2 separate regions of the Homo sapiens genome follow, and region 1 is linked to region 2. Evidence: read pairs that join two places in POLR2A ChIA-PET (ENCODE). Cell type or tissue: OCI-LY7. All regions are shown on one strand. Each heading gives the region's core, and the rest is flanking DNA. Links, peaks and the distances in the headings are about the cores only.

The links. ChIA-PET counts read pairs that join two places held together with the same protein. Peaks named below come from ENCODE experiments on the same cell type or tissue, not always from the same donor. Only the 100,000 strongest peaks of a DNase experiment are listed, where the experiment ranks them.
Region 1: POLR2A ChIA-PET joins it to region 2 with 18 read pairs; 2 of 35 experiments call an interaction of 5 or more read pairs at or near these places.

What each region holds. Positions count from the first base shown.
Region 1 is chr1:110,270,306-110,283,999 of GRCh38, reverse strand. It overlaps a transcript of KCNC4 not described here and the pseudogene LOC124900436. Among named protein-coding and RNA genes, the nearest start is that of RBM15-AS1, 62 kb to the left of the region's middle. In OCI-LY7, for the core only: CTCF peaks have their summits at 3,549 and 3,772; no DNase peak of the experiment used is centred there.
Region 2 is chr1:110,500,435-110,514,598 of GRCh38, reverse strand. No RefSeq gene overlaps it. Among named protein-coding and RNA genes, the nearest start is that of KCNA10, 12 kb to the left of the region's middle. In OCI-LY7, for the core only: no CTCF peak of the experiment used is centred there; a DNase peak (open chromatin) is centred at 11,978.

The sequences.
Region 1 (13,694 bases), core at 197-5,196, 220 kb after region 2:
GGAAACCAAGGCTCATGGAGGCTTAGTGTTGTGCCCAAAGTAACACAGTTAGCAAGTGGTTCCATTTAGTGATGCCTCAGCAGAAGCCCAATGTGCCCTGAAATAGCATATGAAGTCTGTCTGAGATCCGGGGGCATGACTTATGATTCATAAAATAACTGTGTAGCTAGGGAGCTACAGAAAGAGATTAACAGAACCTGGGACTTCAGTCATTTTCAAGAAAGTACAACAGCTAAGCATTAACAATTCATAGAAAAGACCCACTCTAAATGATGCTTTGTAAATGCATAATGAAGAGACTGGGAAGTACCCAAGTCCAAAAAAAGTCGTCAGGACTAAACGTAGCTAAAGAGAGCTGGGGCCCAGTCAGTAGTCCCCAGTCTGACTGAAGGAAGCCTAGGGCAACTGAAGATCTGGGTCTGCTAGGCGTCCAGAAAAGGGGCAGTCAAATAATACAACCAGTCAGTGTGTCTCCACTTCCACTGAGAGAGACAAGTGGCTCTGGACCAGACATCGTTAATCACAATTTCCTATCCCCTGACCTAATGTCTCTTTGTTCTGAACTCAGTAAGCAATCTTCTGATTATTAGTTTTCTGGGTAAGCTTGGTACCAAAAAGGGAATACTTGGTAGGAATACTCACCATTTTACATTTACCGTGGGCTCCTTAGTGCTATGGTTTGAGTTTGACCCCACCAAAATGCATGTTGAAACTGATCCCCAATGTGGCGGTGTTGGGAAGTGGGGCCCGGTGACAGGTGGGGACAGATCTCTCATAAATGGTTGGTGGTAGTCAGCGCTTGCTCTCTGTGAGACTGAACTAGTTCTCACAGGAATGCTCCCTTGAGAGTGGGCTTTAATAGAACCAGGACACTCCTTGAAATTTACCTCTTTGCACATGTCCACTTCCCCTTTGATCTTCCACCATGTCTTAATGCAGCAAGAAAGCCCACACAGAAGCCAAGCAGATGCCAGCACCATGCTTCTTGAACCTCCCAGCCTGCAGAACCATGAGCTAAATATACCTCTTTTCTTTATAAATTACTCAGCCTTGGGTATTCTGCTATAGCAACACAAAATGAACCAAGACACTCAGTCTCTTAGAAGTTTAGTGACTGTGAGTCAATCTCTCTTAAGTCATGTCTCCCAGTTTTTTACTGGACTCAGGTTCATCAGTCTCTTAGGGATTTAGTGACTGTAAGTCAATGGTTCTTGAACCTGAACAACTACGAGCATGCTTATAAATCCAATGTCTGGAACTGCAAAGCCAAGCAAGGGCCATCCCCTGGTCCACAGCAACCCTTCGAAGAAGGTGCTTCTACCCTGGGAGACACCTCCCCACTTACCCACAGATGCCTGTAATGAGATCCCTCCATCCTCCAGCCTCTGGCCACATGCCTGCAGAGCAGAGTGGTGTTCACAGGTCACTTCAGTGGGAGCACAGTGCTTCCTCAGCAGAACTGAGAGCTGACAGGGGTGCAAAAATAACAGGCTTATTGGAAGAGAGCAACATTACAGACACTCAAGCACCCCTAAGGTAGAGGAAAAACAGAAAAGCTCTCATCTTTTTTCCTACCCATGGTCAGACATGTAAGAGCCTCGCTCCTCCCTATAGGAAGAGAAAGAAGCAGAGAGATGACAGGTGGAGTTAGATTTTCAAGGACACAGAAGGATTTGTAAACACTGGAGGCTGTCTCTCACTGAGGGAGAAGTCATCACAGGTGGGGCAGAGTCCTCCAGCTCCACTCAAGGGATGACATTTTCCTTTCATCTCTTTCTCCCCTCTGGGATCCAGGGAGTGATTGAGATAATTTACCATTTAATGTGGGCAGATGGCTTAATTAAGCTAAAGCGGAAGGCATTAACAGTGGCACTGAGTATGAGAATGACTCGGGGGTGGGACCCTGGGAGCCACCTGGCAGATGTGTCCTCCTCTGCCCTGTCTCCTGGACTGGTCCCTAGGCACTAGGGTGCAGGGTGCTCAGTGGGTAATTTGCCTGCTTGGGAATTTAGGCTCCTGGTTCCCCTGCAGCCTCTGCCAGCGCAGCCTGGGAAGGCCCCGGCTCACACATTGGGAAATGCCTCTGGTTTTGTGGCCAGTCTTCAGGTCTAGGGACAGCAGCAGCAGCAGAAGCCAGCATTGCTGGACTCTCCCTGAGGCTGGCTGGGTTCTGAGTGATCAGTCATCCATGAGATTGAAGCCAAGTCCCTGCTCTCAGAGAGATCATACTTAGGTGGGGATACCAAATTCCTGGACCTCTGCAGGCTGGGCCGGAGAGATTCTAGCCCTTCTCCTAAAATTTATAGATGAGCAAACTGAGGCCTAGACAAGGGAAGCAACTGGCTCACCATGAGCCACAGAATAGGCATGAGAGCTCAGCTCCCCAGCTCCTGAGCTGTAAGTGCAGTATGTGTGTGTGTGTGTGTGTGTGTGTGTGTGTGTGTTTTTACATATGTGGGGAGTCAGATAAAGAAAGCACAGCTCCTCTAATTCCCCTTCCCCCTTCCCGCCCCCATTGCTATCTTCCTCAGTCCATGGGTTCCTGTCAAGTCCTTTCCCATCTCTGTATTTATGTCTGAAGAGAGGAGTGGGAGCCCCCAAATAGGTAGTAAGATTTCAGATTTCACTCATTCCAAGCCTGGAGCTCCACAGCCTTTGGAAACAGGTGTAGGGTGGCCCCACATCATTTCCTGGGTGAATTCTGCTTCCACAGCTCATTAACCATATCCTGTCTGCAGCTGGCAAGTCTGGGAGGAGAAACCCACAGCAAACCACCCTCCTCTCAGTCCCCCTTCCCCGCTCCAAGCACCTTAAAATGATTGCTTTGGCCCAGAGCCAGGGAAGTGATGAAGTTTTCCAAATTATGAGGCAAGGTTTCTTGTCTCATTAGCTTCTTTACCTTGCTATCCAGAAGCCCCCGCACCACCACCACCACCACCACAGGGAGCCTGAACCTAATACCCCCAGGAGGATCTGAGTGACTTGGGGCAGGATGCTCACGGTCCTGTCCTCAGGGATGCAACTGTTTGCTTCGAGGAGGGCTCCTGGAGAAACTAAGCTGGGTAAAGATCACTGGGCAGCTCTGGGTAGGGAATGTGACACAGCAATTTGGTCTACGTGGGGCCAGGAATTTCCACTGGGAATAGCAAGGCAGCAGACCAGGGGATGGTGTGGGAGGTGGCCAAGGATGGTAGATAGAATTGCTACATAAAATACAAGACACCCAATTAAATATGAATTTCAGATAAACAACAAATAATTTTTTAGTATTTGTCCCAAATATGCCATACTTATACTGAAAAAAAATTTGTTGTTATTTGAATTGCAAAGTTACCTGGCCATCCTGTAATTTGCTAAATCTGGCCACCCAAATGTTGGGGTAGATAACTAGGCGATGGTGTAGCAGGAGATTAGGGGATTGTGGGCAGCGGACCAGGCTAGACTCACCTGGGCCTCTGAGCTGGGCCTCTGTCCTCAGGGGTTTCGCAGAGTTGTAGACTGAGGACCTGTTTCCTATCCAGGCCAATTTCACGGGACTTGTTTCCGCCTTCCCTAAGGTCTCAGGGAAGACACCTTCCCTTAGCTTCTCCCATTGCCACTCCCTCCCCCAGAGTCTTCAACCTTGGCAGGGAGACAGAGCACAATCTCCTCCCACCCTGTGGCCACCAAGCACAAGCACGCAGAATCTCTCTGTTTGAAGGGCTTTACAAAGACCAGCTTTGGAGGCACACTGGCCTAGGTATGAACCTGAACTTAGTCGCCCTCTAGCTGGCCATCATAGGCATGTAATTAACCTCTCTGTGCCTCGATTTCTGCGAAATGGTTAAAAAGAGAACCAACCTATTGTGATCATCTAGTGGGTCAATGTTTACAAAGCTGATGGAACACAGCACTCAATAAATGATAGCCTAAACATTCCAGCCGGGTGCGGTGGCTCACACCTGTAATCCCAGCACTTTGGGAGGCCAAGGCATGTGGATCACAAGAGATTGAGACCAGCCTGGCCAACATGATGAAACCCCGTCTCTACTAAAAATACAAAAAATTAACTGAGCGTAGTGGCGGGTGCCTACTCGGGGAGGCTGAGGCAGGAGAATCGCTTGAATCCGGGAGGTGGAGGTTGCAGCGAGCTGAGATCGTGCTACTGCACTCCAGCCCGGGCAACAGAGTGAGACTCCATCTCAAAAAAAAAAAAAAAAAAAAAAAATTCCTAAAGCCCACAGGGAACCAGGAAGGGGATAATAAAAAAAAAATTAACATGGAGAAGTGACACAGGTACCAGATTCTTTCAAAGCTCTCTCTCATAGCCATTATCACTCTTTCAGGAATAATGGAAAACATCAGTCCTGCATTCCCCTTTTACATCTGAGAGCAGAGCTCACTATATCATCTTTGCTCTTTCAAATCTCTCCTTTCCCAGGATCACTCTATCCAGCATTAGTCCAGATGGAAAGCTATGAATTGGAGTCCATTCCAATTTTAGGGAGTCAGGTGGGGAGTGTGCATCTCAGGGAGACCACATGGGAGGCTCTTCATTCATTCCACAAATGTTTATTGGGTCTCTCCTGTGTATACTGGAGACAGACAAGTGAATGAGACAGAACTTGCCCTTGCCCGCAAGGAACTTACAATCTAGTTGAGAATCTCATTTCATTCATTATCTCTCCCAACCCTTATTATCTTCACTTGGATGGTTCAGAGAACAGGATGGCGAGTTGGTTAAAATCAGAATGCCGACTCTATCAACTGGAAGTGGCTTTGTAGAGAGCCATGTTTAGCCATGCTCCAGCTCAATGGGGAAAGGTTTTGTGATGATTAGTGATGTCTGCCATGGGTGCAGGAAAGAGAAGTGGCACAGATGTTCCACTGATATGCACATCAAGCCTTTCCTTGCATTTATATCCTGGAAGAAAAGCCCACAACTTGAATCTCTTTAGGACTATGAATCCAAGCCTGGTGGGTGGAGTGATGAAGAGCTTCCCCACCCCTGGGGAAGGTGAGTCTTCAGAGCCGGCAGACCTAAGTCCCAGAAGAGGAAAGAAATAGACATGAGACGGAAGAAAGGTTGCAGTTGGGCCCCTGAGTGGCATGCTGACAGACAGGAACAGAGTTCACCAGATAATGAGAGGAACCTGGCAGTGAGAAAAGCCCAGTGACAAGTGATACCTCTGTCCCCACTTCCCATCAAGCTTCTCTAGCTGGGAATGCCTTCCATGATGATGGGTGTTCTGCTGACCCCGGGATGACAGATACGATTGCAGCAGATGGCCCTGGGTCTGCTTGGCTAGGAAGGTGAGTTCAGGACGTAGGCACAGAAGCAGGGCACCTTCCTGGTACCTGAAATAAATTTTGGGCCTTGCCATTAAAACTCAGGGATCCCAATTATACATGTTCACGTGGGTTTTTAATACTCACACCAAAGGGAAGATATTCTTATAAGTGGGAGAGAACTTTGAAATCATCTACTCCAGGGTTTCTCAACCTTGGCACAATTGATATTTTAAACCAAATACTTGCTTGTTGTTGGGGCACACAGAGCCTGTGCATTGGGGGCTGATCAGCAGCATCCATGGATGATAGTAGCACTGCATACTCCCTCTCATTGTTACAACCCAAAACACCTCCATCTCCAGATGCTACCAAATGTCCCCAGGAAGCAAAGTCACCCCTGGTTCAAAACCATTGACTCATATCATCTCAATCTATGGATAAAGAAACTGAGGTCCAGAAAGGTGATCTGCCCAAGGGACATTTAGTATGTTCTTTGGTGACTCTCCCTGGAGAATTCTCTTTTTTTTTTCCTCCTTCCGTCCCTCCCTCCCTCCCTTCCTTCCTTCCTTCCTTTTCTTTCTTGAAACAGGATCTCATTCGGTCATCCAGGCTGGAGGGTAGTGATGCGATCATAGCTCACAGCAGCCTCGACCTCCTGGGCTCAGGTGATCCTTCTGCCTCAGCCTGCCAAATAACTGGGACTATAGGCATATGCCACTACACCCGGCTATTTTTTGTATTTTTGTAGAGATGGGGTTTCGCCAGTTGCGCAGGCTGCTCTCAAACTCCGGGGCTCAAGCAATCTTGCCTCAGTTTCCCAAGGTGCTGGGATTACAGGCATTAGCCAGTGTGCCTGGCCTATGAGCCACCATGCCCAGCCCAAGAATTCTTCTAATAACACCCCACACAAAAAGAAAGGGTCTTATAAATCTGCACCTAGTGAGATCATACAACTTTTGCACAGCTATATAAAACCTTTTAGAGTTAGCCTACATTTAATTGGAGGAGGGCTCTGCTTCTGTCCCCTCTCCTGGGGGTACTGGGTCTGGGGCCTTTTATGATGTTACTTCCCACTCCGACCTTCCTGGAATCTGGTTTAGAACAGCGTGTACCAGGTTTTGGAGATAGAAGCACTGTCACTCTCAGCTCCCATGGCAGTGCCACTGACTTGAATGTCAGACTTTATAGATCTTGGTATTGAAGGAAGACGAAGGCCCTAAGTTTCATCTAGAGAGGAAGAGCTCCAAGGTTGGTAGCAGATGAGCTATCTCAGGGACAGGTAAGGTGATGGAATAAGAAATGTGGTGGGCTGTCCATTTCACCAATAAAACTTATTTTCTTCTTTCTTAAAGAAAAGGACTTCCCAATGCTAATTTGTTAGAGCCCAGAGTTGCCCGTGGCATTAAAAGTGACACAGGGAATAGCATTACATTTCTATTATCTTCCTGATGAGGGCATCAAGACCTGCTGCCACTATGCTATTTCACATTTCCAGCTAAAAAGCAAGTGATTTCAAAGGCATTTGGCTGGCCCTGAACATTTTTAATGATGTGTGTTCTTTCTTGACTTCACTTACATTATCACCCCTATCAAGTAAGCCTAAGTCCCTGTGATTATTGGAATGGTGAAAACAGATGGCTAAATTTAGATTTCAGCGGGATGTGGGGTGGAAGGTAATGCTGAAAGCAGAGGCTTCAGAAGACAGTTTATATGTCCTTTGCAATTTGGTAAAATCTGAGTCTCTGATAATGAAAAATGTGTGGGTGGTATTGGTATATACATATGACCCGGCTCTCAGCACTGTTGAGAACTTCTGGGGGCAACTGTCTGTTATCAACTCACTTTTGCAGTCTTCCCCTTGGAGGTCCATGTTTGTCAGTCTTTAGTTTGTTTTTGGCTTGGTGACATGATAACACTATTCCTGCATGAGATACTAAGCTCCTGGGGCTGTTCTAAGATGTGTTGAATACAAAATGTCCTGCTCTCTCTGCCTGAAGATGATGCTCTTGCATTTAGATGCCCTATAGGACTAACACATGCCAATGAGCCTCCTAAGAGATTGATGGTAAATCAGAATTGTCATGAGAAATAGAACCCAAACAGGCTGGACTGGATGGTCCTGAGGCAGAATGTGGGGCACAGGAGGTTGGTTTATGCTTTTGATGGTCAATATATTATGCCATGGGAGCTAGGTACCTATGTCTTCACTCCAGAAAAAGTCCTGCCAAGAAGTCCAGGTACCCATGAGGACTAGGCAGGGCTCCCTCTCCTTCTGAAAAAGCTGCAGACACTGAAATTCTCTTTCTCTCTCTGGTCCTGGTGTCCTGTTTGCCTGAACACCATGAAAACCCAGCTATTTCTATTAACCCATTCTTCACGTATAAAGGTCACAGAACACTAAGGTCCTTTTTTTTTTTTTTTTTTTTTTTGTATAAATTGAAAGGATATAAGTGCAGCTTTTTTTACATGGATATATTATATAGTGGTGAAGTCTGGGCTTTTAGTGTAACCTTCACCTGAATAATGTACATTGTACCCATTAAGCAATTTCTCATCCCTCACTCCACTCCCACACTCCCACCCTTCAGAGTCTTCAGTGTCTATCATTCCACACTCTGTGTCCAGCTGTACACATTATTTAGCTCTCACTTATAAGAGAACATATGGTATTTGAATTTGTTTCTGAGTTTTTTTCACTTAAGATAATGGTCTCTAGTACCATCCATTTTGTTGAAAAATACATGATTTCATTCTTCTTTTTTTTTTTTTTTTTTGAGGCGGAGTCTCTTTTCACCCAGGCTGGAGTGCAGTGGCGTGATCTCAGCTCACTGCAACCTCCACCTCCCGGGTCCAAGTGATTCTCCTGTGTCAGCCTCCTGAGTAGTTGGGACTAGAGGCGTGTGCCACCATGCCTGGCTAATTTTTTGTATTTTTAGTAGAGACGGGGTTTCACTGTGTTAGCCAGAATGGTCTCGATCTCCTGACCTCATGATCCACCCGCCTCGGCCTCCCAAAGTGCTGGGATTACAGGGACATCCAGCTGATTTCATTCTTTTTTAAGTGGCTGAATAGTATTCCGTGGTATATACATATCACATTTTCTTTATCCAGTCCTCCATTGATGGACACTCAGGTTGATTCCCTATTTTTGCTATTGTGATAAACATACAAATGCAAGTATCTTTTTTATATAATGATTTCTTCTCCTTTGGGTAGATAACCAGTAGTAGAAGTGCTGGATCAAATGGTAGTTCTATTTTTAGTTCTTTGAGAAATAGCCATACTGTTTTCCATAGAGGTTGTACTAATTTGCATTCCCACCAATAGTGTATAAGCATTCCTTGTTCTCTGCATCCTCACCAACATCTATTTTTTTGACTTTTTAATAATAACTATTCTGATTAGTATAAGATGATACTTCATTGTGGTTTTGATTTGCATTAAAACCTGATGATTAGTGATGTTGACCATTTTTTTCCTATGCTTCTTGGCCATTTGTATGTCTTCTTTTGAAAATGTCTATTCATTTCCTTTGCCCACTTTTTAATGGGGTTATTTGTTTTTTGCTTTTGTTGTTGTTTGAGTTCCTTGTAAATTCTGGACATCAGTATCCTACTAGATGCATAGTTTGCAAATATTTTCTTCCATTCTGCATGTTGTCTGTTCACTCTGTTGATTATTTCTTTTGCTGCGCAGAAACATTTCAGTTAAGTTCTAGTTGTCTATTTTTGTTTTTATTGCTTGTGCTTTTGAGGTCTTAGTCATGAATTCTTCGCCTAGACCAATGTCCAGAAGAGTTTGCCCTAGGTTTTCTTCTAGTATTTTTGTAGTTTCAGGCCTTACATTTAAGTATTTATCCATCTTGAATTGATTTTTGTATATGGTGAGGGACAGGGGTCCAGTTTTATTCTTCTGCATATAGCAATCCAATTTCCCCAGCACCATTTATTGAAAAGGGTATCCTTTCCCTCGTGTATATTTTTGTTGACATTTTCAAAGATCAGTTGGCTGTAGGTATGTGGCTTTATTTCTGGGTTTTTAAATTCTGTTCTATTGATCTTTGTGTCTATTTTTATGATCATGCCATGCTGTTTTGTTTGCTATAGCCCAGTAGTATAATTTGAGGTCAGATAATGTAATGGCTCCAGCTTTGCTATTTTTGCTTAGGATTGCTTTGGCTATTTGGGCTCTTTTTAGGTCTCATATGAATTTTAGGCTTGTTTTTTCTAATTCTGTGAAAAATGACAATGGCATTTTGATAAGGATTGCACTGAATCTGTAGATTGCTTTGGGCAGTATGGTCATTTTAACAATATTAATTCTTTCAATCTATGAGCATGAGTTATTTTTCTATTTGTTTATATCATCTACAGTTTCTTTCATCAGTGTTTTGTAGTTTTCCTCATTGGGATTTCATTCTTTTTCATGGCTGAATAGTATTACCTCCTTGGTTAAATATATTCCTAGGTAATTTTGTTTTGGTGGCTATTGTAAATGGGATTGTGTTCTGGATTTGCTTCTCAGCTTGAGTTTTATTGGCATATAGAAATGCTACTGATTTTTGTATGTTGATTTTGTATCCTGAAATTTTACTGAATTTATTTATCAAATCTAAGAGTTTTTCGGAGGAGTCTTTAGGGCTTTCTAGATATAAGATCATATCATCAGTGAACAGAAATAATTTGACTTCCTCTTTTCCAATTTGGATGCCTTTTATTTCTTTCTGTTGCCTGATTGCTCTGTCTATGACTTCCACATTAAGTTCTTAATAACGTTTTAGTCCTAAGGAAGCTCCTTATGTTCCTGGGTTGGTTCTGGGAGTGTTTTGAGACCTCTCTACCACCAGTGCAGACTCTGAAATTTGGATGACTCCCTCAGAAAACTCAGGGCATCCAGAGAACTTAGAGACAACTAGTTTTGCTACCTGCTCTACTCCTAGGTGAGTGGCTTTATCTATAAGTTCCAGGGCACCTCCCTACAGACACCACTCACCCATATCCAGTGGGCATGTGCTTTGAGCTCTTCCCCCAGAATGAATTTGAGTGGTTTCACCCACATTCCTCAATGCTCCTTAGCCTCCCACTGTGACCAGGAGCACATAGTTCCACGATTTGCTGGAGAGGGCCAGGGTGGCCATCAGTGGGCAGGGAGGAGCAACACAGTTCAAATCCACAGCCCAAACCTGGTAGCCAATTCTCTGGTCAGTTTTTGAGTGCCAGGCTCGGCATTAGTGTCAGCGGAGGGAAGGAGAGATGATAACCCAGGGTCCCTGTTCTTTCCAGACTCTTCGTCTCAAAGAAGAGACTGACACAGAGATAAATAACTCTCACAGAAGGCAGACTGTTTTGTTGCAGTACCAATAGAATGCCAAAGTGTCTCCACTAAACCATGAGCAGAAACTCATGATTTAGTGAAGGTTTAGTGTTGTATTTATCTGCTTCCTTAGCACCAAGCCTAGGGTCAGGCCCATATCTATGTACAATAAATGAGTAAAGGAACCAGTTGAGGAAACACACAGCACTTTCTCTCTAGGGACCACACCAGGTCAATGAAAGGCACTCTGTAGCTCTAACTAGATGCCCTCTTTCAGCTCCTGGGTCCATTTTTCTCCAGGAAACATTATATGCAGTTACAGAGGTGAAGCTTTCCTCCTTCCTCTCCTTGCTCAGCTTCTTAATGGTCTTTCATTCTGCCAAGGCCAATTGTCAGGGGAACTGCGGAGATTTACATAGACACCACAACCAACTCCAGGACTATCCCTTGGAGACTTGGGAGTGAGCATTTTTATAATACAAGGAAATCAGATTACATTTAGATAAATGAATTTTAGGATGAATTTACTGCATGCAAAGGACAGAAAAGCAAACCAAAATGAACAAGGTAGTCATTGTAAGGTTCTAAGACAGCTCATGGAAATAAAGTGCAGCCAGTATCATTTTGAAAATTGCATCTGGGAAATCTGAACTGTTAGGGCTCAAGGTATCCTCTCTCTGTCTCTCTCTCCCCAACCCCTCTTTTTCTCTTTTCCTCTCTCACCCTAACTGTAAGATACCTATTCACTTTCCCACACCTCCAATCATGGATTATTATGAATGAGATGTCATGATTATGAGTGGCTAAGTCTTCTGTCTCCTCAAGAAAACAGCACTATTGTGTGACTACAGCATCCTATGGAAAATTTCAATCTTATTATAACCTTAAGAGCTCTGGTTTCATAGCCATCCAAGCCCTCTTTGAAATGACTTATAGTCCCTCTCTTTGATTCTCTTTCTCTGGGGCCTCTATGGTGTCTCTATGGTCTCATCTGTTCATACATTTGGGCCATTTTTCTCTCTGCAGCTTGTTCAAGAAGCATCTCTGCCTCTTAATGACTTCAGCCTGTTTACAGCATTGATTGTAGGTAAAGTTCCCAACCCTCAGTAACCTTTGAGCTCTGATTGCATTCTGGCTGTGCAACACATACTTGAAATTCTCAAGAGGGTGAATCTGATTGGCTGCTGACCAGCCAATAGATTGTTCAACATTGAGACAGGATCTGATTCTGGTCCAACCAGCTGTAGCTGGATGGTCACATAGAACACATAAGGCAGTCCAGCTGGTCCCTTCAGTAGGGCTTACAATCCAAGACAGATCACAGAAGAAGATGGAGTGGGCCAGGTACCCCAGAACAAAATTACTATGTTAGATCAGTTTCGAGGTCATCAGAGGTCCACAACTTTAGGGAAAATTGTGGCGGGAAGGGGGGATCTGTCCATCATGGTGTGGACAATTTAGAGGAATATGGGGTAATTATGGGTGAGTGTGTGTTATAACCTAAGTGAGTCTTAGCCTTTCATGTGTGAACGGAGCCTCCTCCTCCTCCTCTTTCAGATGCTTTTCAGAGTCACTGTACAGTTGGCAGCAAGAGGGAAGATTCCCAAAGCATGCGATGGGGACAGTCTCCTCCCCAACCTCACACCTCAACCCCCTTCTTCCCCACCCTGCAATAGAAACAGCCCCCACATGATTGTTTGCTTCCTAGCAAAACTGGACCTAAATGTTTCCAGAGGCAGCTAGCCCACTTTTTGTTGGAATGGCCTTCTAAAGAATGAGAAAGTTGTCTGCTGGCACTGAACTCACAAGCTTAAGCCCCTGTAATCAGAGGCTACACAAGTGCAGGTATTTGGGATAGGAATAAACCAGTCCAAACAGATCTGGGTTCACATGAGTCTTGCTTCCCATACTTAGCTTTTTGCTCTTTAAGAGAAATTTTCTAGACTAGATTTTTCTAATGAGCTGCCAGGATTCAAAACTACTCTCAAGAGTCCAGAGACTTGGGTTCCAGTTTTAGCTCTACTACTAACTAGCAATGTAACTGTGGGCTATCCCTTCCCCACCCTAAGCTTCAGATCTCTCCCCTGTATAAAGAGGGAATTTGGAGTAGATGATCTTTAGTGCTCTTTTCTTCTTGACCTTCTGTTATCCAGCTTTCACCCAACCACACCATCAGTGCTCAGCTATACTCACCTCCAGGAATATGCCCTGAACTCTCACAACCTTCCCACCTCTGAAGGTTTAACCTCTCTTTTCTCTTTGCTCAGTTTCTCCAGGGTCTGAGTGGCATCTAGCCCTTGCCAGTTCACACAAGGAGAATTGCATGCCTTTGACTCTGGAGAGTCATTCCTTGTTTGTTTGTTTTCTATTTCTACCCTCTCCAGAACTGTCATCCTCAGGATCCTTCCATTGGCTTCCAAGCCTTCCTGAAAAGATCTTTCAAGAGGGTTCCATTCAGCCCCCCAGGGTCTAAATCTACTGAAGAGCTGATCTTCCACATCAATAGACTCCTCCAATGTCCTGGAATGTGTACCTCTGAATTGAGGCCACCGCAGAGCCAGTCTGCAGGGGCTGAAAAATGCAATGCAACTGAGGGTAGGCCAGGCATCCTGTGTTCAGACCTCAGGCCCTGATAGGCTGCTCACCTCTGATGCAGTGTGGTTGGGTGAGAAGAGCCAGGCCCACTTTGGAGGCAATCCCTTCCCACCTTTGTAGCCTTGTTTCCCTTGCACATACTGCTTCTATTTATCTTCCTCACAACCAGCTCCCTTGCACCTGTTTGTTCCTTTCTTGAAGGTCATTCGCTCAGCCTCCTGGTTTGTGCTCACACCCTCCAGTCAGCAGCTTATCTCCCTAAAGAAGTTCAGTAGACACATATGGGGACAACTTGTAAGACTCGCAGTGCCTATGTGGACAGGGTCATCAGGCTGCCTCTAAGTCCACCCTGAGATTATTAGTATAGCCTCATCCAACTCCTTAGCTTTGGTTTGATCTTCAGGCAGATGCAACTGTTTTTCATGGCTGTTCCCTCTCTTAATCACGCAGTCCTTAAATCTTTCCAGTAGCTTGTTCCCTGAGGGATCTGCTGACCATAACTTGGTACTGGAGGG
Region 2 (14,164 bases), core at 9,165-14,164:
AAACGTGTATCTGTACAATGCCCTTACAAAACCTACTTGCCCAAGACCTCAAGTACCTGAGGGGCGGCCTTAACACAGAAGCCCACATGCCTACATACAAGCCTCTGGCAGGCATATGCCATCACAATCCTTTACACCAAAACCTCTCCCCTGTGCCCCTCACATCAGCCCTCTGAGGTAAATATTAGCACCCCCACTTTGCCATGTGAGGAACTGGTTTAGAGAGATCCAAGGGCACACAGCCAGGAAGCAATAGAGAAGGGATTTGAATCTAGGTCTCTTTGATGCCAAAATGTGTCTCTTCATGCTTCCTAACCAGAGTGGTCTCCACTGGGGCAAGCAAGCTGCAGCTGTGGTCATGCAGACAGGCTTGATTCTCTCCTGGGATCAGGGAGGCTGCTTCTCCAGGGGCCTCTGGCTTCTCCTTCCCACTGACTCTGTGTTCAGCAGCAGGGCCACATGCTGGCCCTACACCATCTCATGTTGCAAACACAGTGGAATAATCAGACCCCAGGACAGGCTGGGCCAGTGACCCCAGAGGCCAAGATGGAGTCCCAGGGCCTGCAGCCCTAGCCTTTCTCTTCCTGAGGCCCTGCCAGGAAGAGTACAGGCAGAGCAGGGCGGAGAGGAGCCACTTCTTCTTTGGCTAATCTAGTTACCCTCACAGCCTTAGAAGGCCCAATCATAAGATTCTGATACCCAGGAAGCAGGCCCTGCCTTCAGGCTGGTGCCAGTGACTGCAGCTGCAGAGGCAAGCCCTCCATTCCCAGTGGGGTAGGTGTCACTGTCTCTGTGCACCGACACTAGGTCATCGGTTTCTTAGCCACCCAGAGCAGGAGAAGAGCTATGGGAGCCCCTCCCATCATACATCTGCCCAGCCTCCTGTCTGCAGTGAGATCTGTTGTCTGTAGAGGAGCACCCAGATGACTCACTGACAGAGAAAAAGGAGAGAGGCGGGGAAGGCAGAGCGGGGCTGCGAGGGGCAGTGTGGAGCACAGAGAGGAAGATGTTCCCTCGACCCATGAGGACCCTCGACCCATGCGGAGAAAGGACTTGTCAGCAGCCAGGCTGGGGCAGCCCTGCCTTTAGGAGGAGCAGAGCAAGGCCTGAGGCCTTCATTCAGTGAGTTAAGATTTACTGAGCTCCTACTGTGGGGCAGGCACTTTATAGCCCCTGAATAAAGATGCTGGATAGAGCAAAAGGGCCCTTTTTAATTTTCACAGTAAAAATAAGCAAATAACGTGAGAGAAACAAGAAGACATTTTCAAGGGGTGGTACAATTAGCAAAGGGCTTTCAAAGCTTGTGTTTTCTTTTCCATCATAATATGCCAGCTGTCTTTGCAGAGAACTGTGCAATTTAGAATTAACAGTTGTGCTATGCTCATCATTCTCTCTCTCTCTTTTTTTTTTTTTCTTTTTTTTTTTTTGAGACGGAGTCTCGCTCTGTCTCCCAGGCTGGAGTGCAGTGGCACAATCTCGGCTCACTGCGAGCTCTGCCTCCCGGGTTCACACCATTCTCCTGCCTCAGCCTCCCGAGTAGCTGGGACTACAGGCACCCTCCACCACGCTCGGCTAATTTTTTTGTATTTTTGGTAGAGACAGGGTTTCACTGTGTTAGCCAGGATAGTCTCCATCTCCTGACCTCGTGATCCACCTGCCTCAGCCTCCCAAAGTGCTGGGATTACAGGCGTGAGCCACCACGCCTGGCCTCATCATTCCCTTTTCAAAAGTTTTATAAACCATAAAGCATTTTGAAACTTAAGGGTAAAACCTTCTAAACTTGGAGTCAAAGGACCTGGCTAAGTTCATATTAGTTGTATGACTTGGGCAGCAATGAGCTTCAGTTTCCTTAAGTAGAAAATAGAGATTTAAAATTACCTAACCAGCAGCAAACATGGTAATGTTCTCCCCACCCACTCCACCCCAACAAGGAGCAGGCTCCGGGCCCCACCGGTTGTCCTCCCTCACCCAACCTGCATAATAGGGATCACAGGCCCTCCACAGCCCACCAGAGTGGCTGCTCAGGACCCACCCTCTGCTGGAATTCCTATTTCTCTGATTCTTATACTTGTGCTCAACCTCCTTGAGCTTACTTCCGAATCTGAAAAATGGACAAAATTACATCTGCCTCACAGGCTGAGGACTCAGTGATGGAGTTTTACTAAAAGCAATTTAGGGCTGTAAAGCACTACACAAATGAAAGGAACTATGATTCTTTAAAAGCTTTCCTGAGGACCAATTAACACTACCCAAACAAGTATAGGGCTTACCTTTGCAATCTGAGTCAGGGAATGACCCTAAGCAGAAGGCAGCTGATTTCAAAGACAGTATAAATATAGAATTAATAGGCCGGGCACGGTGGCTCATGCCCATAATCCCAGCACTTTGGGAGGCCGAGGCGGGCGGATCATGAGGTCAGAAGATCGAGAGCATCCTGGCTAACGCGGTGAAACCCCATCTCTACTAAAAATACAAAAAATTAGCCAGGCATGGTGGCGGGCACCTGTAGTCCCAGCTACTCAGGAGGCTGAGGCAGGAGAATGGCATGAACCTGGGAGGCGGAGTTGCAGTGAGCCGAGATCACACCAGTGCAGTCCAGCCTGGGAGACAGTGAGACACCGTCTCAAAAAAAAAAAAAAACAGATAGATAGATAGATAGATAGATAGATAGATAGATAGATAGATAGATAGATACAGATAGAGAGAGAGAGAGAGTTAATAAACATAGGCAGGCTGGTCACAGTGGCTGACTCCTATAATCCCAGCACTTCTGAAGGCCAAGGCAGGCAGATCATTTGAGCTCAGAAGTTTGAGAGCAGCCTGGGCAACATGGCGAAAACCCATCTCTACAAAAAGTACAAAAATTAGCCAGGCATGGTGGCGGGCATCTGTAGTCCCAGCTACTCGGGAAGCTGAGGTGGGAGGATTGCTTAAGCCTGGGAAGCGGAGGTCGCCATGAACCAAGATTGCGCCACTGCACTCCAGCCTAGACAACAGAGTGAAACCCCTTCTCAAAAAAAAAAAAAAAAAAAAGATTTAATAAATTAATAATGTGGGGCATAGACAGAAGTAGTGGTGAGGATAACATCATATTTAATAAACAATTACAACATTCTAAATGCTTTACACATTTTTCATTTCATCTTAACAACCACTATAAAGTAAGGATTATTTCCATTAGCAGATAAGAAAACCAAAGCTTCAAAAAGTTAGGTAACATTTCTTTGTGGCATATTGTGGGTGTATTAATCTGTTCTCACACTGCCAATAAAGACACACCAGAGACTGGGTAATTTATAAAGGAAAAAGGTTTAATGAACTCACAATTCCACATGGCTGGGGAGGCCCCACAGTCATGGTGGAAGGCAAATAAGGAGCAAAGTCACATCTTAGTGGCAGCAGGCAAGAGAGCGTGTGCAGGAGAACTCCCCTTTATAAAACCATCAGATCTCATGAGACGTATTCACTATCATGAGAACAGTATGGGAAAAACCCACCCCCATGATTCAATTACCTCCCACAGGGTCTCTCCCATGACACGTGGGAATTATGGGAGCTACAATTCAAGATGCGATTTGGGTGGGGACGCAGCCAAACCATATCAGTGGGGAAGTCATCCTAGGAACCCCAAATGGAGGGGGCACAAAACTGAGGTGATGATTATACATAGATGGTTCCCTAATTGTCCTATGCCCCACCTTCTTGGTCAAGAACCTAACCTTTATATTGTCACCCTCAATTCACCTTCACTCACAGCCAAACCAAAGATGCTGATACCATAAAACAGGCCAGCATCATTCCCTGAGGTTCTGGGACAGCAGAGTGGCTGAGGTTTGAGCCACCCCTCACTGTATAAGCTTTTTCTGGCACACACTACGCAGAGGCCACTTAGAGGAGTTAAGCCACTTGAGGTGGAAGGCTCAGCAGGACCTCTGAGGCAACCTTGTGGGCACAGACCTGCCAATGCAATGTGGCCTGGAGCCTTGGCCGCCCAAAATGCTGCTCACACACAAGGTTCCCTTGCGCTGCTCTCACAGGCTGGCCAGCAGCTGGTCTGATGGGCTTGCATAGCCCTCACTCTGCTTTGCAGGAATTCCCTCCCCACACTCCCTCAGGCACTCACTGAGGATGTACACTCTGGTGCAAGAATATATTAGGGAGGACGCATTCGGTTGCAGGTCAAAGAAATCCAACTCAAACTGAAACAGAAGAGAGGACCTTATTGGCTCACATGACTGAGAAATGCAGCAGAGCCAGTCATCATCCTAGGTCCAGTGAGTCTGGAGATCCAAACTCCACCTTCAGAGCTCACAGCGTCACCTCTCTCCACTGTCCTCAGCTTGCCTCTGCTGGTCAGCCTTTGTGCCCCTGGAGGCAGGCATCCTCCATGCGGCAGGTATGTATATATACACACATACACATACACACACACACACACACACACACACACACACACACACACACACGTTTATGGGTTGGGTATGCCTTATCCAAAATGCTTGGGACCAGAAATGTTTCTGATTTGGGTATTTTGTTTGTTTGTTTGTTTGTTTCAGATTTTGGAATATTTGCATTACCCTAAGGGCATCATACAGGCCTTTTTGACATTTTCAACAATATCTTTACACAGAGCAGAGAATAAACAAAACAACACAGTGAGTAATGCACGTAAATCTTGGCCTCATGTGGGGCATTGTGGGGAACCTGCCATTGGCATGTCTGGCCTGCGCACGTGCCATTTTATTACGCTGTGGGCATCCGTGCATCTGAAAAGGGGCACAAAAGATGTGTTGCAGGTGAAGGGTCTTTTTTGCTTTGAGGACACTGAATCCACTGTGTGTCGTGCACCTGCATTTTTATGGTGACCAGTCACATGGGGTCAAGTATGAAATTTTATTCTTGAGGCATCATGTTCTGAATCAAAAACTTTAAGATTTTGGATTTCAGATTTTTAGATTTGGGATGCTCAACCTGTAGGAATATATAAACACACACACACACACACACACACACACACACACACATACACATAATCACTTTTGTATCTAATTATCTATAATTTCTTATAAAAATGTTAACTCCAAAAGATAGGGATTTTTTGTCTGTCCGCTTCTATATTCCCAGAACCCGTCATAGCTCATAGTAGGTGCACAATAAATATCTTTTGAATTAAAGAATAGCGCCTCTAAGCTCTCCCTCCCTATACCCTAAAGAGACAAAATTAAGCCACCGATATGCCTAGTAAGATTTCACTCTGCCCCACCCCTAGTCTCCCATCCCTATTCCCCTTTCAAGAGAAGTGTGACTGCAGTGACCCTTGGAGGCTTTATGGGCATGGGCCCTGAAGCCTGGGGCATAGCTGGGATGGGGCATGGGGGAGGCCTGGCCCAGGGCCCCCATACGCTCCTGGCCCACAGTAGAAACCCAGCTCCCCTGAGCAGCATTGCCTGCAGCTGCCCCCAGGATGAAACTCACATGTGCTTTCCAAAATTTTGAGCCAACATTTAAAAGCCTGGAGAGTTCTCATTTTTTTAATCTTATTTTTTAAAGAGATAGATGAAACAAGGGCAGCAAAATCTTGATAATCATCGAATCCAGGTAGTGGGGTCTATGGGGGCTCACTTTACTATTCTCTCCACTTTTATGTATGCTTGAAATTTTTCATCACAGAAATTTTGTAAAATGTATTTCTGACTTCCGTTGGAAAATCAGAAGATTTGGCCAACCTGGATGACCACAATAGCAGAGGCTGCTCTCCAGGTCACCATCCTCTTTGCCCTCCCTCTGGTGTCCCTGACACTTGGCCTGCCAGCTCCAGAAGGCATCTGGGCTTGTGACCATTGCCCTCCTAAGGGTGACAAACCAGCGCTGAGGCCTGCCAGCCTGCCGGGAGGTCAGGGAATATATGGGGGTGGGAGGAGAATCTGATTTTGTATTAGGAGCTTTGGTTTGTTTAGTGATCTGCTGAGATCTGGTCTGTTGCCGTCTTCTCCCCAACGTCCATCTGAGAAGCGAGGGGGATGGTTTTCTGACAGGGGAAGAAGCCCTCAGGGCTGTCCCTCTCCAGCTCAGGAGAAAGCTGCCTGCCTTCCTCCCTGCAGGCTGCTCTTCCTGGTGGGCAGGGCTCCCGGAGGGCAAAGAGACCCAAGACGCCTTCCTCTGGGAAACCCCAGCTCTGAAGGTCTCTCAGAAGGCTCTGTCTCAGTTCCAGTGGAGCAACTGAACCTTCAAGGCAGCTCTTCTGGACATTCAATGGGGAAGCCCCTCCCCACCACACCCTGACTCTGCTGGGCCTCCCCACCTCAGCAGGCCCCTCACCAGAGAGCGACGACAGAGTGGAGGCTTCCTTCTCAGTCCTTTGGGGAAGTCCTGCTCAGGCCCAGCTCCACCAGCTGCTGAGGAAGGAATGCGGCCCCTCCTGCCTGTGACAAGGCCGGCCTCCCCAGCCCCGCCCAGGAGCCTGAGATTTCATGCCCTCCCTCCTTACTGAGTCCTGGAGATGGGGAAGGGAAGGAGAGCCCAAGGTGCCCCTGCCCTTCTCGGCAGCTGATTCCAGCCTCCTAAAAAATGAAATACATTCTGTTCAGCCCATGGGGTGGAGCGTTCCAAAGCCCCTTTGAAGTAAGAGGAAGAAAGATGGCCTGGTCTCCCCCGGGAAAGCTATGTTTGCTCTGGCCAGCCCAACCTCGAGACAGAAGAACAGTTGCCCTCAAACGCAGGGATGAAAGGGAACTGGGGGTGGTAGGGAGCTGGGGAGATGGGTAAAAGGAAGATCAGACAATCTTTTGTTATCACATCTCAGGGGAAGCGGAGGTAAAAAGCTGCCTGCGAAATGTCACCAGATAATAAATGCTATTTCACTCCCATCACTGAGGTGCCAGTCAGATGCCTGGGGAGAGAATGGCTGCCATCATTGGGAATTTTAGATGGGATCTTCTGCTCTTCTGAACTCAGGGTGTGGCTATGCCATCTCCTTCTCATCCCCCATGTCTCCCACCCCTACCTGTTGTTCTATGGTTAACAGCAACAATAAATAATACCAGGCTTCCAAGATTATTGTGGAAATTAAATAAAATAACACCTGAGATGCCTTAGCAAACTGTAAAAGGTGCTACACAAAGTAGGATGCAGGTAGACAGTGGCCTGACCCTTCCACAGCAGATTTCTGCTCAGCCCACACTCTTTGAAAGGATAAAGCCAGGATACACCCACCTGAAGGCTGTGAACCCTGCCAGAGCCATGGCTGTGCCCTTTAATATTACAGTCCCAGCACAGTGTCTGGTGCTTAATAGATGCTCAACAAATGAAGCAAGAAACAGAAAAAGGGAAAGAAAGACGGACGACCCAAGGGAGAACCGAGGCCACCGGAGAGCCAAATCAGAGGCTCCCCTGACTTCCCTCACATGCCCTACAATGACAATAATTGCGACCTATCTACCTGGAGAGTTTGGGCTGAAGTAATTTCTTGGCACGGAATTTTCTGTGCAGACCTGAATCATTCTGTTTTTTTCTGAGACTCCACGCAGGAGGAGATAACTAACATTCACCGTGCACTGGATGATTAACTTTCTCAGGGTATAGATGATGCTCTTGTTCTTTCCTCAAATATTCACCATGTTTCTGCCGTGGGCCAGATGCCAAAGCTGGCTCTGGGGATACAGAGCCAACTAAGAGGGCTCTCTGCCCTTGAGGAGTGGAAATGGGCTTCTCAGATCAGCCAGAAACCCTCGCCCTCCTTGTGGGTGGGTCTGAGGCCTGCCTCAGCTTAAACCCTCCAACTCCGTGATTTCTCCTTCTGAGTTAATAGCAAGCCAACCCTCGCACTCCCCGGCTTATTCAAGCCCAAGATAAACTGGCCCTGTGTGGGCAGTCTCTGACCAGTCATGGGACAGAGCCTGAGTGCTGAGGGCTTGATTAAAGAAGTTCATTTTCCACCTTAGTGTTCTGCTCCACTTGGAGATGTTGTCACATTCAACTGGAAAAGAATTAGCAGCCCAGAAGGGAAGTCAGTCCAGCATTGGACACAAATTCAAGTCAGGGAGGCAGTTCTGGCCAGAGAGAGACAAGGCATCTCCCTATTGATCAGAAGAACAAAGCGCCAAGATGCTTCCCTTTGGAGAGGGGGCAGGGGGCATCTGACTTCATTGTCGAGAAAGTAGAAACCTTGTTGCATTGTGGAGAAAGAAGCAAGGCTCTATGGCTCTCTTCCTCGTCTTTGGGATAACACACCAAAGAATAGAAGGCAAGTGGCCAGGGGACCTGAGGTCAAGCACATTGGAAATGGAAGGGGCTTCTCTAAAAAGCTTGAATGAGGCTGGGCGCGGTGGCTCAGGCCTGTAACCCCAGCACTTTGGGAGGCAGAGGCGGGTGGATCACTCGAGGTCAGGAGTTGGAGACCAGTCTGGCCAACATGGCAAAACCCCATCTCTACTAAAGATACAAAAATTAGCCAGCATGGTGGTGCACACCTATATTCCCAGCCACTTGGGAGGCTGAGACAGAAGAATCCCTTGAACCCAGGAGGCGGAAACTGCAGTGAGCTGAGATCACACCATTGCACTCCAGCCTGGATGAAACTCCGTCTCAAAAAAAAAAAAAAACTGTCAAATATGAAGCCCACTTCATAGAACAGGCACTAAATAAATAGTATTTTTCCTACATATGGCATCTCAAGAAAAAGGTTCAAAATGTAAGCAGGCTTCCTGTTGCCACTTGGTAGCAGCATACCTGAACCCAAGGTGAGGCAGTACTAGCAACACTTGTGAGCAAGGCTACTGGCCTTCTGCCACCGTGGGCCCCTTAGGGCAGCATCGAATTCCTAGCAAAGCAGGAATGTCTGTTCCCAAGCTCGTCTGTGACACCTCTCTGTCAATCTCAGAATTCTCTCCTATGACAGAAACAGCTGCCACAGAAATTAATGCAATGTGGTTTATAAAATGATTTCATGTATATGGTTATCTCATTTGAACCACACAGCCACCCTGCAAGTTGTTCAGGGAGGTTTCATATTTGCCCCAGGTTAGAGTTGATAAAACAGAAATTCTGAAAAGGTCAATGCCTGCCCCAGCACACCGTCTACTCAGTGCTGGAGCAGAGACCCGAGCCTGAGGCCTTTCCCTGACACCACAGCTGCCTCCCGCTGAGCAGGACCTGGCCAAGAACAGCTTCTCAGAAACTGAGAAAATGGGGGCAGGACAGGAGAAGGACCCCTCCCTGCCACCCCAAGGAACATTAGTCTTTCCTATGGGCCGGATGTTGTATTCCTGTGTTGGCTCGCTAGAGCTGCCATAACACAGTACCACAGACTGGGTGGGTTCAACAGTAGAAATGTATTGTCTCCCAGTTCTGGAAACTGAAAGTTCAAGAGCAAGGTGCCAGCAGGGTTGGCTCCTTGTTTTGTAGATGGCCATCTTCTCCCTGTATCTCTTCACACCATTTTCCCTCTATATGTGTCTGTTTCTCTGTCCAAATTTCTTTCTTTCTTTCTCTTTCTTTCTTTCTTTCTTTCTTTCTTTCTTTCTTTCTTTCTTTCTTTCTTTCTTTCTTTCTTTTTTGAGACAGAGTCTTGCTCTGTCACTCAGGCTGGAATGCAGTGGCGCGACCTCAGTTCACTGGTTCACTGCAACCTCCGCCTCCCGGGTTCAAGCGATTCTTCTGCCTCCGCCTCCCGGGTTCAAGCGATTCTTCTGCCTCCGCCTCCTGAGTAGCTGGGACTACAGGCATGCACCACCACACCTGGCTAATTTTTTGTATTTTTAGTAGAGACGGGGTTTCACCATGTTGGCCAAGATGGTCTCGATCTCCTGACCTCGTGACCCATCCACCTCGGCCTCTCAAAGTGCTGGGATTAAAGGCGTGGCAAATTTCTACTTTTTATAAGAACACCTATCATATTGGATTAGGGCCCACTGTAATGTCCTCATTTTAACTTCATTACCTCTGTAAAGACCCTGTCTCTAAATGAGATCACATTCTGAGGTACTGGGGGTTAGGACTCCAGTGCATCTTTTTTGGAGGGGGCATGGGGTGTAAATTTAACCCACAGCATTAGTATCGTCCCTGTCCAAATGAGGAAACTGGCTCAGAGACGTTGTCATATGCCTGAAGTCATGCAGCTAGGAAAAGCAGCAGCCACCAGCACTGTCAGAGCCTGTGTGGGCCCCACGACATCATGTTCCCTGGCTTAGCAGCAGCGACTCCTCAGTGGAACCCACCACCGCCCATGGGCATAGAGGGCACCCCACCACAGAGCTGTCCTATGACGGTGGCAGAGGTTAGAGTGGGGAGCAGAAGCCGGGCTCCCAGCCAGCCTCCCTGACCTCCCCCTGTCTCCCTGCAATGAGGACAGAGGGGAAGACATGGCAGGCAAGGAGTGGGTGGGCAGAGCAGGGTTGGGGGTGGTGGTGTTGGGCAGGCCTCACAAGTCTCCAGCACTGGGGTCTACTCCCCTCCCTCTCTCCCCTCTTCCAGCTGGTTGGTTTTCAATCAGGAGAGCACCTGGGTAGGTTCTGGAATGGCTCCCACTGGTGATTTATAAAATGAAGCTGCTTTTATTCAACTGCTTGAGTCACCTTTTAGAATTTCTTAATGTCCTGATTCCTGCTTTGCACTCTCAGAAAAGGACTCCTGAAGTCAAGAACTAAATCCCCACCACACGACATGCACACCCTCTTCGCCATCCTCCACCCTTCCTCCACGCCCTGTGGTGCCTTCCACCATGCAGGGGGATGATGGACATGGATTGGACAAACACGTCCATCTGGAGAAAGGACTTCACTGGAATCTGGAAGTCAGATTGCCACCCTCTGAGACTAAAAATGTCTTCTTACAGTGGCATCTTGTTTAACTTTAAAATGGATTATTGATGCCTCAGAATTCTGAAATGGTTTGAATTCCAAGTCCAGAACCAGCGGGCAGCCCAGCCAGACACCGGCACCCCAGGAGGCCCCCATTTGGGGAATCAGACCTCCCTGCCTGGTGGACCTGAATCCTCCACAAGGTATCTGTCTCACCCTCAGCCTGTTTAAAAGAACTGTTGACATCGTGGGAAATATTTGTGTCTAATTTGCCACCAAAGGCTTCATGACCTTGGACAATTATTTTACCCACTCTACACTTCGGTTCCTCCATTTGTTAATAGCAACGACAAACAATACCAAGCTCCCAATATGACTGTGAGAATTAAATAAGATAATACATGATATTTCTTAGCAAACTGTAAAAGGTGCTGTGCAAAGTAGAATGCAGGTAGACGGTGGCCTGATCCTTCCACGGAAGATTTCTGCTCAGCCCACACTCTGTGAAAGGTGGCTAAAGCCTAGGATAAAAACCCGCCTGAAGGTGGTGAACCCTTTGAGAGTCATGGTTGTGTCTCTTTAATGTGATAATCCCCACACAGTGTCTGGTGCATAATCCCACTACGGTGTCTGCTGCTCAACAAGTATTTGTGGAATAAAGGAAGGAAAGGAAGAAGAAAAAGAAAAAGGGATGATACAAAGATCAGATTGTGCCCCTTGAAAAAATACCAGTAACATATTTATTGCATGCCATGCGCTATTCTAAAATAGTTAATGTAAATGAACTAACTTAGTCTCATGACACCTTGTGGGGCAGGATTTATAATTAGCTCCATTTCACAGATGAGGCAATGGAGTCGCAAAGCAGTCAAAGTAATTTCCCAAGATGCTACAACTAGCAACTTGGCAGAGCCAGGATTCGAACTGAGGGTTTTGGCTGCAGGTCTCCATGCTCCTCCGCCAGAAGCCACCTCCACTAGCAGTGCTGTCTCAGGAGAGCCAGGATGGTTGAGCCCAGGTAACTTTACCCAGGCAGGTAAAGGTTATGGGGTCCCCCTTCCTTTCTATGGCCCCCCGCCTCCACATGCCACAGGTCCCACACTAGCCTGACCATTCTGTTCTATTTCACCATTGCTTGCAAGCTGTGTAAAGATGCAGCTTCCCAATTTTGCCTAGTGCTAACCTCATGCAGAAAAGAGGAACTGAATCTGTCCAACTTTTTCTCATCTGTGATCAGCTCAGTGTCACATGTTTGAAAACGCTTTGCACCACCCACATTTCTTCCCGCATGGAATACCCTTCACCTTATTTCTGCCTTTTGAAATCCTATTCATCCCTCAAGATACCCCAAACACCCCTTCCTGCATGAGGCTTGCTCTGCTTCCTCCGCTCTTCACTTTGCCCATTTGGTGTCTACCTGCCCTCTGTGAGATCTTGGAGGCTGGGGTCTTGCCTCGTTCATCGTCATGGCCTCAGAACCCCAAGGCACCATGTGCTTGGCACAGAGCTGATATTCAGTTGTATTTAGTAAACTGAGATTGTAATGATGCTGCAGTTCCTTAATGTCAAATGACACTTTACAGTGTGCATTAGTTATCTATCACCATGTAACAAATTACTCCTACACTTAATAGCTTAAAACAACACACATTTACAACTCACAGTTTCTGTGAATCAGGAGTGAATACAGTTTCTGTGAATTGGGAGTGAATACAGGCACAGGTTAGCTGGTTCCTAGAGCTCTCGGCCTCTCTGCAATCCAAATGTTGGGTAGGGTTTCTGTCACCTCAAGACTCCACTGCAGCGGGAGAGGGGAGATTCTGAGCTCACTCACATGGTTGTTGGCAGGATTTGGTCTCTCCTGGACTATTGGACTGGAGGCGGAGGAAATTCCTCTTTGGCTGTTGGCTGAAAGTCATCCTCAGGTCCTTGCTCCAGGGACCTCTTCATAGAGCCACTCACAACATGGCAGCTTGCTTCCTTACAGCAAGCAAGAGAGAGTACAAGCAAGACAGAATCCACGGGCTTTGCAAACCAAACGCATTGCTTTGGTGTCTTCTATTTGTTACAAGCAAGTCACAAAATCCAGTCCACACTCAAGACGAGAGGGTTACACAAGGGCATGCTGACCAGGAAGCAGGGATTACTGGAGGCCATTTTGGAAGGTTATCAACCACAGGGGGTAATGCATGTTATAGGATGTGATCTCAATTTGCCAGTGTGGAGCTGGACCAGCAGAGGGCATGGGTGAAATGAAAGGGGCACATTGGAATAGAGCTGTGAGCCTTTTCACACATGAAAATATAAGGTCTCCCACACTGGGTCAACCCCTGGACCACCCAGCCTAGTTTCCTACCACCAAGGTACAGGCTGTAGGGAGGTACAATTGTCCTCCCTGGCCCGCCCTCCCAGGTGCTGAATGTTTCTCAGCACGCTCACATTCCTCTAATAATAATACTACTCCTGCGTAGCATATCTTGTACAAAGCACTTTCACACTCATTATCTCACTCCTTGTGACAGTCCTCTGGGGGAAGTTCTTGTGTATTCTAATTTAAGTTGAGGAAACTGAGACCCAGAAAGTCCAAGGTCACGTGGCCTAATGAGTGACAGGGCTGGAAAAGAACCCAGTCTGACATCCTGAAATTTATCTAAACTTTTATTTATTTATTTATTTATTTAGAGACAGAGTCTCACTCTGTCGCCTAGGCTGGAGTGGTTCAAGAGAGTCCTGCCTCAGCCTCCCAAGTAGTTGGAACTACAGGCACCCACCACCACACCCAGCTAATTTTTTTTATTTTTAGTTAAGACAGGGTTTCGCCATGTTGGCCAGGCTGGCCTCAAACTCCTGACCTCAGGTGATCCACCTGCCTTGGCCTCCCAAAGTGCTGGGATTACAGGTGTGAGCCACTGTGCCCAGCCTATCTAAATTTTTAGAAACTTATTTCCATATCCAGACTACCACTACATCCAGACAAGAGTTCCATACAACTACCACCTACAGCAAGGACAAAACATTTTTACTTATTTGTCTAAAACTTAGTGTCAAGGCAGTGCCATCCTCCCCAGACAACTGGGTTTGATGACCAGACACCCCCTGCCCATGTGGAATCAAGCCCCCAGGGTGGACTCAGATGCCAGTGCTGGGACTCCAGGGCCACCACCGGCTTGGACAGTTCCAGTTTTTGAAGGTGACTCTTTCCTTCTCTTGCCCTCTCCCTGGCTTAGATATCTAAAAGCCAAATATTCTCTCTCCTTTTGTACAAACAATTCTCAGTAAAGGAAATGGTGAGGCTTGGTGGGCAGGTCATGGGATTTTGTGGGGAGGAGGAGTGTCTAGTTGTGATGGCCTAGCTTCCAATCTTGGCT